Linked DNA regions of Homo sapiens: region 2 is linked to region 1. Evidence: chromatin loops called from intact Hi-C (ENCODE). Cell type or tissue: heart left ventricle. All regions are shown on one strand. Each heading gives the region's core, and the rest is flanking DNA. Links, peaks and the distances in the headings are about the cores only.

What was found. Hi-C counts contacts between places; a loop is a spot of excess contacts. Peaks named below come from ENCODE experiments on the same cell type or tissue, not always from the same donor. Only the 100,000 strongest peaks of a DNase experiment are listed, where the experiment ranks them.
Region 2: it touches region 1 in a loop (5-fold over the local background); 3 of 110 quality-filtered maps call a loop at or near these places.

What each region holds. Positions count from the first base shown.
Region 1 is chr11:93,614,084-93,619,471 of GRCh38, reverse strand. No RefSeq gene overlaps it. Among named protein-coding and RNA genes, the nearest start is that of CEP295, 45 kb to the left of the region's middle. In heart left ventricle, for the core only: a CTCF peak has its summit at 4,820; no DNase peak of the experiment used is centred there.
Region 2 is chr11:93,565,327-93,570,714 of GRCh38, reverse strand. No RefSeq gene overlaps it. Among named protein-coding and RNA genes, the nearest start is that of SMCO4, 25 kb to the right of the region's middle. In heart left ventricle, for the core only: no CTCF peak of the experiment used is centred there; a DNase peak (open chromatin) is centred at 3,024; H3K27ac peaks cover 627 bases.

The DNA of each region.
Region 1 (5,388 bases), core at 299-5,298:
CACTTGTCTCTACTTACTGTTCCCAGCTACCCAAGCTCATTCCTATTTTCCTTTTCATGGTTAAAAATTCAAAAATCCGAGGTGAATAATGAGGATGCTGTTGAAGAAGGAGAGGAATTCCAAAAGGTCTCACTTCTTAAAAAAGCTTTATGTTTTTCAAGGCTGTGTCATCTACATTATTTCAGTGGCATTGCATGTTAACCTTGTAGACAAAGCAAGTATTTTTATTTCCATATAACTGATGAAGAAACTGAGTTATTGCAGAGCTAAAAATCATTAAAATAATTAGTGAGATGGCTGAAACAAGAAGCCAGTCTGAAGTCCCATTATATAGGCTCTTCATAGTGTAATGAATTGAGTGTGGTGTGTGACTAACATGGTAAGTACAGGTCTCCAAGGGGGCGTTGGGTTGAATTGTGTCCCTACAAATGACATGTTTAAGTCCTAACCCCAGTACCGTGAATGTGACCTTATTTGGAAATAGGGTCTTTGCAGATGTAATCAAGTTAAGATGAGGTCATACTGGGTTAGGGAGGGCCCTAAATCAAATGACTGGTGTCCTTTTAAGGGAAACACACAAACACATACACACACACACACACACACACACACACACACACACAGAGGGAAGAAGGGCATATGAAGACTGACGCAGATTGGAGTAATGTAGCTATAGCCAAGGAACACCAAGAATTGCTGGGATCTGCTAGAAGCCAGGAGAGCAGCTGGGAGATGATTTCTCTTTCAGAGCCTCCAGAAGGAACTAACCCTATGGCCACCTTGATTTAGGACTTCTGGCCTCTTGGACTATGAGGTAATAAATTTACGTTGTTTTAAGGCACTGAATTTGTGGCAATTTGTTACGGTAGCTTTAGGAAGCTAATACAGTCACCCAGGCTTGGGGTGATCTCAGACAAGGTAATGCCTCAGCTGAGAACTGAAGGGCTAGTATAGGGATGGTTTGGGGAATGTGTTCAGCCACAAAATATGGAAAACCCATCCAAAGTAGCTTAGACAAATAGGGTTTGTTTCTTTCCCATAACAAGAAGTCCAGAGATAAGCAGTGCAGGACCCTTGCTTAATGCCATGGAGGACCGGGTCCTTCCTGTATTTCCACGTTACTATCTCTAGGTTGTTGGTGTCTTTTTTTTCTTCTTCTTCTTTGAGACAGGGTCTCACTGTTGCCCAGGCTAGAGCACAGTGGTAAGATCATGGCTCACTGCAGCCCTGAACTTCTGGGCTCAAGCAATCTTCCTGCCTTAGCCTCCCAAGTAGTTGGCACTACAGGCATGCACCACCATACACAGCTAATTTTTAAACTTTTTGTAGAGATGGGGTCTCAGTATGTTGCTCAGGCCGGTCTCAAACTCCTGGGCTAACGTGATCCTCCTGCCTTGGCCCTCCAAAGTTCTGGGATTACAGGCATGAGCCTGGTGCTTGGCTGTTTGTTGGTGTCTTTGTCCTCATGCTTGTTGCCTCATGATCGAAAGTGGCCATGGAGCCACCCAGCCATGCATCTGCATTCCAGGTGGAAAGAAGAAAGAAAATGAAAGAGTCTTTTTCAGAAATCATCAGCAGACTTCTGCTTGCATTCAATGGCAGAACTGGCTTACATTTCATATGGCTGCCCCAGCTGCAAGGAAGGGAACCAGGAATTTGTATTTTTAGCTTTCCAGCCTCTATAATAGAGGAATACAGCAAGAAGTTGATCACTGGTGTTGAGTAAGCCATTTTGCAATAATTGTCATAGGTGCTGTATCAATAAATTTTAGGTCTGGCAGCATATAACAAGAAAACCCAAATAATAATAGTTCAAACACATGGGTCTGGCTGTAGGCAATCTAGGGCTGGTATGCAGGCTCCACAATCATCAAGAAAGCATATTTCTTCTACCTTTCTTTTACTTCATCCTCAGTGTTAGCTTCCATCCTCATCATGGACTCATAATCCAAAATGGCTGCTGAAGTTCCAGTCATCACTGTTTCATCCCAGAAAGTAGAATGGATGAATAGGAAACATAAGATTGCATACAATTGTCACTTGTCCTTTTGAGGAGACTTCCCGTCAGTATCTTCCATTGTATTTCACTGAACAGTATTAAAGAAAAGGTGAGAAATGCTGCTTTTACTTGAATAAAAACAGGCTGTCTCAGTAAGGAAGAAGAAAACAGATATTAGGAAAGCAATAAGGAGCTTCTCCCTCATAGGGCACATACGTTTCATGTCAAGTGGGAATCTGGCCTTATTTGTAGTGATTCATAGAGCTCTGTGTTAGAAAGGATTCTGAGGCAGTGATCCAGGCTCAGTGGGTAGGGTTCAGTGGTTGATTTGGATCTTGATCCTGGTTATGAGTGTGCGGGTAACTTTGTACATACATGTGCCTTGAATTTGCTATTCCTGGATATGGCTATGTTAGCCAATGAATGTGGAGGTTAAAAAAAATAAAAGGAACACATGCTCCTGACAGTCCTTCCTTACTCACCTTGTAGCTCCTGTGCATAAGCACAATGCCGGACACCTTACTGGTCACTGTGGAGCAAGTGGTTGTTGATGGATTTCTCTTCCTTTGGAAAGAGTTGTGGAAGCTCATTTGCTGGTGATGGGGGTGACTGTGGGAAGATGTATTGATTTGCTAGGACTACTGTAACAAAGTCCCACAGAGTGAGTGGATGAATAGAAATGTATTTTCTCATGGTTCTGGAGACTAGAAGTGTAAGATAGATCAAGGTGTCAGCAGAGTTGGTTTCTTTCAAGGGTCATGAGAAAAGAATTTATTCCAGACCTTTCTCCTTAGCTTACAGATGGCCATCTTATCCCTGTGCCTTCACATCATCTTCCTTCTGTCCAGGTCTGTTTCCAAATCTTCTTCTTCTTTTTTATTTTTATTTTTTTTGAGACAGGGTCTTACTCTATCTCAAAAAATGTTGGAGTGCAGTGACACAATCATGGCTTATTGTAGCCTTGACCTCCCCAGGCCTAGGTTATGTTCCCACCTCAGACTCCTTAGTAGCTGGGACTACGGGCATGCACCACCACACCCAGCTGATTTTTGTACTTTTTTTTTGTAGAGACAGGGTCTTGCTATGTTGCCCGGGGTGGCCTCAAACTCTTATGCTCGAGGAATCCACCTGCCTCAGCCTCCCAAAGTGTTGGGATTACAGGTCTGAGCCACTGTGCTTGGTCTCCGAATCTTCTTCTTATAAGAACACCAGTCATATTGGATTAGGATCCACCACAATGACTTCATTTTAATTTACTTACTTCCGCAAAGACTTTATCTCTTTTTTTTAAGATGGAGTCTCGCTTTGTCACCCAGGCTGGAGTGCAGTGGCACTATCTCGGCTCACTATAACCTCTGCCTCCCAGGCTCAAGCAATTCTCCTGCCTCAGCCTCCCAAGTAGCAGGGATTACAGGCTTCCACCACCATGCCTGGCTAATTTTTTGTATTTTTTTAGTAAAGACGGGGTTTCACCATGTTGGCCACACTGGCCTCAAACTCTTGACCTCAAGTGATCCGCCTGCCTCAGCCTCCCAAAGTGCTGGGATTACAGGCATAAGCCACAGCACCCTGCTACAAAGACTTAATCTCTAAACACAATCACATTCTGAGGCACCGGGAGTTAGGGCTTCAACATATGAATTCAGAGGAGGGACAGACAAGAGTTAGCCCATAAGAGAAGATGTTGTTTTCCTTTCTGTCCAAACAAAAATGCTTTCCTCAGATGGAGAGAGAAGCTTGAGCTATTCAGTGACTATCCCCAAAGAAGTTTCCTTTATACTAAAAAAACTGATTTGAAGACTGGAAAAATTCAGTCTCATCTGTTAGGTGATGTTGGGTGGCAGGAAACACTGTCAGCTTCTTAAGTTCATGCAGCATTATGGGTGGTAGCAGAGTTGTGCTGTGGGGACCAGGACTGGGAGTTGTGTCAGGTGAGAAAGGACTGCAGCGGTAAGCCCAGGGGGCAGAGAGCAGGTCCTGGGAAGTGAGCTATCGCCAAGAGGAGTGGCCAGACACCCCAGGCTGAAATAGGGAAAGTTTGGAGGCTGTGAGGCTAGGCTGTGAGTGTTTGAGGGAGTGGGCTCTAGAATCAGACAGATCTGGGTTTGAACTCTGACTCCACTTCCTGCTGCTTACGTTAACTGGTCAAATCACATGATTTCTCTTAGCTTCCATTTTCTCATCTCTAAAATGGGGGCAACCTTCTAGAGTTGTGGGGAGGAAGATAATGTATATAAAGTATTATCATAGTAACCTTTGGTGCATAGTAGCTGTTCACTAAGTGGTGGGAGGTCAGAGACCTGGAGAGAGGAGCAGAGAGAATACCCTAGACCAAAGCCTGGGCAGCCAAGGCTAGGATCCAGTCCAGGGGTGTGGCTAAGGTCCAAACGAGTCACATGGAATTTGAAATTACAAGAAGGTTTTGAGGGTCCATAGCTATCTAAGGTCTTGCTGTCCCAAACCAGAAGTGGTTTAGATTAGGTTCCTTGAGGGCAGGAATAGTGTCTGGGTCTTTTGAGGTGTGTGTTCATGTGTGTGTGTGTGTGTGTGTGTGTGTGTGTGTGTGAATGCCATTAACTCCTAGTGCCTGGTCCTGGTCTGACACTCATTTAGTCAACAAATAGCCCCCTTTACCTACCTTATTTAATTTAATCACCACATGCTATACATCAGGTATTATAATCCCCATTTTTAATATGAGAAAACTAAGGGTTAGAATGGTTTAGTAATCTGCCTAAGGTAATGCAACAAGTTAGGGTCAGAGGCATGATTCAAACTCTGTTCTATCTGACATCAAAGACCACGCACTTTGCACCGCTAACTAGGGATGTCTGCCTCAAGTGGCCATTCTGTGTGTGCACAGAGAATGCAGTAGATACCAGCTGGGGGTGGAAGGGGGGTGACAGAACACTTTCCTTAGTGGCGGAGGCTATCCCCTCACTTTTCTTAGTAACTGTGCTGTCCCTCTGCTATGGTCTGAATGTTCATGTTCCTCCAAAATTCATGTTGAAATCTAATCCCCATTGTGATGACATTAAGCAGTAGGGCCTTTAGGCTTTGCCCTCATGAGTGAGATTAGTGCTCTTATAAAAGAGGCTTGAGGGAACCATTTGCCCCTTTCACCATGTGCAGTCACAGTGAGAAAGTGCCATTTTTTAAGGAGAGTATGAGCCTTCACCAGGCACCAAATCTGCTGGTGCCTTGATCTTGGAATTCCTAGCCTCCAGAGCTGTAAACAATACATTTCTGTTGTTTATAAATTACCTGGTCTAAGGTATTTTGTTCTAGCAGCCCAAATGAACGAATACACCTTCTTATTATTCATTTGTCAATCATTAATAAATTTATTAATAAATTAAAAATTAATTTATTAATAAATTTCTTAATAA
Region 2 (5,388 bases), core at 251-5,250, 49 kb after region 1:
TTATTTAAGAACTATTAGATAAAAATCAGAATGCAGAGCTGAGGCTCGATCAGCTGAAAAATCAAGCTGAATCAAGTTCTCTTCAGTCTTTAGCCATAGTTAAAGACACAAGGAGAAATGTTTTGTTACTTTGGGATACAACAGAAGCTGGAGGATTTAGTGTTTTATGTTTTTTTGTGTATGTGTTTGTTATTAAAAATCCTTTCTAACTTTAAAAATAAAATATGGGGCTGGGTGTGATTGCTCATGCTTCTAATGCCAGCACTTTGACAGGCTGAGGTGGGAGGATCACTTGAGGCTAGGAGTTCGAGACCAACCTGGGCAATGTAGCAAGACCCTGTCGCTACTAAAAAATAATGTGTTAGTCTACAAGATGCCAGAAAATTCTCACCAAGTTAACTAATCAGGGCATCATATAATGCAAAAACATGTTAATGGAAAAGATTTTCCTGCCAAATGTTCATAAAAAGCAGTCACATGAAATCCAAAGTTTCACATGGGATTCTTTAAATATGATATAGCAAGATATTATGATGTTGTCAGAAATGTTTGCAAAAGCCTCAGAATTAATTTTTCCCTTCTTAGTGCTCTTAAAGTGCCTTAGACACACCTCACTATAGTGCTTATTTGGGCATGATAATAAATTGTTGACAGTCTCTGCTGAGACTGTGAGCCTTTGAGGACAGAGCACGTTTCTTAGCTATCTGTGATAGGTCTAGCTTTTGTTATGGTGTGTGGCACATGGTAGTTGCAAAGAGAAAGGGAGCTAGAATCAGAGCTCTGTGCTCCAATCCTGCCCTCGTATTTTCAAACTGTGGAATTATGGCAAATGCTTAAACTCTGCAAGTTCCATTATTCTGTAAAAGGGAATCTCACTTCCTCACAGGGCTGCTGAGGGAGTGAAATGAGATATGTGTCCTGTATGTAGTAGGTACTAATAAATGTGATTGTCAAGGAATTAAGAACTAGATCCTGAGATTGCATCCAGGTTCTACATTTGCTGGCTGTGTGACCTTGGGCAAGTCACCTAACCTCTCTGAGCCTTGGCTTCTTATCTATATAATAGGAATAATAACATCTATATCACAGAGTTGTGGTGAGAAACAGATTTTAGACTTTTGTATTTAATGCATCCAAACCAAAGTCTAGTACTAACCTTTTATTTTTTCAAGTAAGAATGTTCCAGAAAAGAAACTATCATCTACTGTCACCATAAAAGGAAGAGTATCTAACACCAAAAAGTGAGAAAGATAAATTTCCTTAAACAGAAATATCTTTAAAAAGAAAAATACTTTCTAACATCCTTATTTTAGGCTGGTGAAAACTTTAGTCTTACACCAGCACCATCTGTGTCCAGACTCTTGAATCCATTAATAATGAAGATGAAATGAGATAATATGTATAAATAGCTGAGTGTAGAGCCTGGCACACAGAAAACACTAAATAAATATTAACTGCTACTATTTAATATTATTTTTGTCATGATTGCGTTGTTTAATTTTATGTGTCAACTTGTCTGGGCTAAGGGATGCCCAGATAGCTGGTAAAACATTATTTCTGAGTGTGTCTGATATGGTGTTTCTGGAAGAGAATAGTATTTTAATTAGTAGACTGAGTAAAGAAGATCGACCTTACCAATGCAGGAGGGCATTCTCCAATCTGTTGAGGGCCTGAAGAGAACATAAAAGTGGAGGAAGGACAGATTTGTTTTTTCTGCTTAGGTTGGGACATCCATCTTCTCCTACCCTGGACATTGGCACTTCTGGTTCTTTGGCCTTTGGGCTGGAATTGACACCATTACCCCCTTATCTCAGTCCAAAGGCTGAAGTTCCAATGTACACTAAATTACACCACTGGCTTTCTTGGTTCTCCAGCTTATAGATGTCGGGTTGTGGGACTTCTCAGCCTCCATAATCACATAAGCCAATTCCTATAAATTTCCTATATGTGTCCTATATATAGGATAGCTCTCTATATATCCTGGAGAATCCTAAATAGTACAATCATCGTAAGTTAAAATACTTAAATTTTCTATTAGAAAGTTTGATAAATGAATGAATGAAATGCCTGTTATATTTGTACTCAGTAGAGCTAAAGAATGAAAAGAGGTAACGATATATATAACTGATCAGAAGTTTTGGGAATAACAATGTTACTGGCAAATACTCAAAACCAAATACAAGTGTTCACTGAGAGCTTCCTGTATTTCAGGTGCTCCTCTTAGTATTTTACATGAATAATTTTATTTGTGCTTCATGAAAACTCCATTTATCCCATTTTTACAGATGAGGCAACTGAGGCACAGAGAGGTTATATAACTTACTCTAGGTTACCTATTAGTAAGTGTTGTGGCTGTGATTCCAACCCAGGCAATCAGACTTTATCACTTGGACTTCAATACCATGATATTCTGTCTCCTTATAGTAAAGATAAAATATACAATAAATTCTAATTTAAATGAATATGTTATGTAAATAGAAAGAAGAAACAATGGACAATTGACAGGAAGGGCAACGGGTTGCATCATTGAACTAGATTTGGGGCAACCTTAGAAAGGAGTCCCATAATCATATTCATTTTTATGTAAAAATGTCATGCTCTAGAAATGTGTCAGCATTTGAGTGCAGTTGAAGAATTTGATGTGTCAAGGGTTGAGCACCTTGGCACATCACCTTTACTTTCTGCTGGGCTTCTCTTGTTTGGTTTTCTGAAGTGCAACATACTTTTGTTAGTTTGGAAAGGGTGGGTGAGGGATGGGACTGAGGGGAAGAATGATGGTTTGGCTCTGAGCCTTGTTTTCAGCATTTTGAATTCATGGTATTGCAAAGACAGCAAGGGAAAACTACTGGGTGGGCACCATATTCCAGCTGGAGTAGGGGTGACAGGCCAGACAGGCAGCGTTAGCTTGCTTGACACTACTTGGGTGGAGCCTAGGCTAATGAATCACTCACTCCGTAAAGCAGCCACTGCTTCCTTGCTGTGCACCAGCTCCATGGTGCAGGCCAAAATCCAGCTCTGGCAATGAGCCTGTGCAGAATATAGTAAAACAAGAGGTCACATTTTCCCAGAGCTTCGCTGCCAAAACGTGGCAAGTGCCCAGCTGAAATTGGCAGTAGTGGACACCCAAACCTCCCTCCAGCCAAAAGCAGAGAAGCTGGCTTCTTGGAGATGGTTCAGCCACAGCCATGCCCTGGGTCATTCCCAAGCCAACACTTCACAGCAGGGCCCCAGGAGGACCCGCCAAGGTCCTGGTGTCACAGCAGGGGCTGCCAATGTGAGTTGCTCTTTTGACGACCGGAGACCTCCCAGCTGGGTTGAGGCTAAGCCTCCGAGATTCACAGGATGCCAAATCACACAGGCCTTCCGTCTTCTCATTATTAATCTTGTTTCTTATTAACCCAAACAAATATTCTGGCCTTGGCTCCAGTGTTATTCAGGACAAAAATGATATCCTTTTTGGGATTCAAATTGATAGCATTTTCTTTGTTTCAGGTGCTGTCCCTAAGCTCTTTTTCTGAATTATCTGTCTCTCACAAGCACCCTTTGCAGGAAAAGACATGAAAGTGAAGAGAGATGAAGTAACTCACCGAAGAGCACACAGTGAGCACACACATTGAGAGTCCAGGTTAACTCCAAAGTCTAAGAGCTTTCACCACATATTGGTATCTCTGTCTTGTGACGGTTGTGAAAAGAATTATTATTTAAGTATTCATGTCTCTATTTTCTTCCCAAATGGTTTCTATTAGGTTGGTGCAGAAGTAATGGTTTTGCCATTACTTTCAGTGGCAAAACCCACAATTACTTCAATAGTTTCTTGAGGGAAAGGACCTGGCTCTAAAATAAATTAATGCCAACCTGGCTCTAAAATAAATAAATCAATAAATAGAGTCACCCAGGCGGGAATGCAGTGGTGTGGGACCATTTCCACTGCAGTGTTTCCATAGTATTCATTCATGCATTTGGGAAATATTTATTGAGCACTTATTATGTGCCAGGGATTATGCCAAGCATTTGCCAATAAAAAGGCAAAAAGTCACTGGGCCCGCTCTTTGGGAGCTAATAATCCTATGCAGGGTAATACCCAGGGAAGTCAATGAGTTATTACAAAATAACAAGGTTGACCCCACATAGGGTATGCAATTCTAGCAGTTCTTACCAGCTATTTATAGACTATTCACATATTTTATGTATTTATCTTGTATTTTATTCTAAATGCAATTAACAAGAGTATTCTCATAAAAATAGTTAAATTAATCCAATGGTGGTGTGGCATAATAAGAAATATGTATTTGGTCTTTGCCCAGGGTTTCTGACACACAGCTCCCATATCCCTTGGAACCTCTGGAGTGATAGGAACATCTCTTGTTCTAATGAGATAACTCTTGGTAGGCTCTTGGATGGGGGTAGTCACCAGAAAGACCAAACCTTGATAAGCAGCCTGAAATTTTCAGCCCCAAACCCTAACCTCTGGGAAGGGGGAGAGAGGTTCCCTATATGATGAAACCTCCATAAAAACTCCTAAACTTTGGGATTTGGAGAGCTTCCACGTTGGTGAGCATGTTGAGGTGCTGGGAGGGTCGTGCTTCTAGAGAGAGTATGGAAACTCTACCTGCTACCCTTCCTTTTTTGCTCCTCTGCATCTCCCATTTGGCTGCTTCTGAGTTGTATCCTTTATAATAAACTGATAAATGTAAGTAAGATGCCTTCCTGAGTTCTGTGAGCCATCCTAGCAAATTATCAAACCTTAGGAGGGGTCATGGGAACTCCTGATTTATAGCCAGTCAGTCAGAAGTACAGGTGCCGTGGGACCTGTGACTGGTGTCTGCAGTGCGAGTAGTACTGTGAGACTGAGCCTTTACCTTGTGGGATCTGACACTAACTCTGAGTAGTGTTGGAATTTAGTTGAATCATAGGACGCTCAGTTGCTTCTCAGAAAATTAGTGAATTGGTCGCTGGAAGTGGAAAACACCACAGTGGGCTTCTTGAGAGACCAACATAAATATGTTCATAACTAAACATGGGCATCAGAAAATACAAACATCTTCTGTCAAAATTGTGAAAATTGTGTAGCAGACTTAAAACATATAGATTTCATCTTTATGAACAAAATAAAAGATGGATGTTTAAACATTTTGTGTTATTAAGTTCCTGTCCAGATTATTACAAAGACCTCCCAACTATCTCCCCTTTTCTTCTGTACCCTGCTTTAATCCCCCTGCACAGAGCAGCCAGGTGATCTTTTAAAACAATAAATCAGACCATGTCCCTTACCAGCTAAAAGCCCATTAATAACTCAGAATTGTTGTTAGATTAAAACCCAAATTTCTTATCATGGGCTGCAGTGATCTACATGATCTATCTCCTATCTGTCCAAACTGATATGATGAT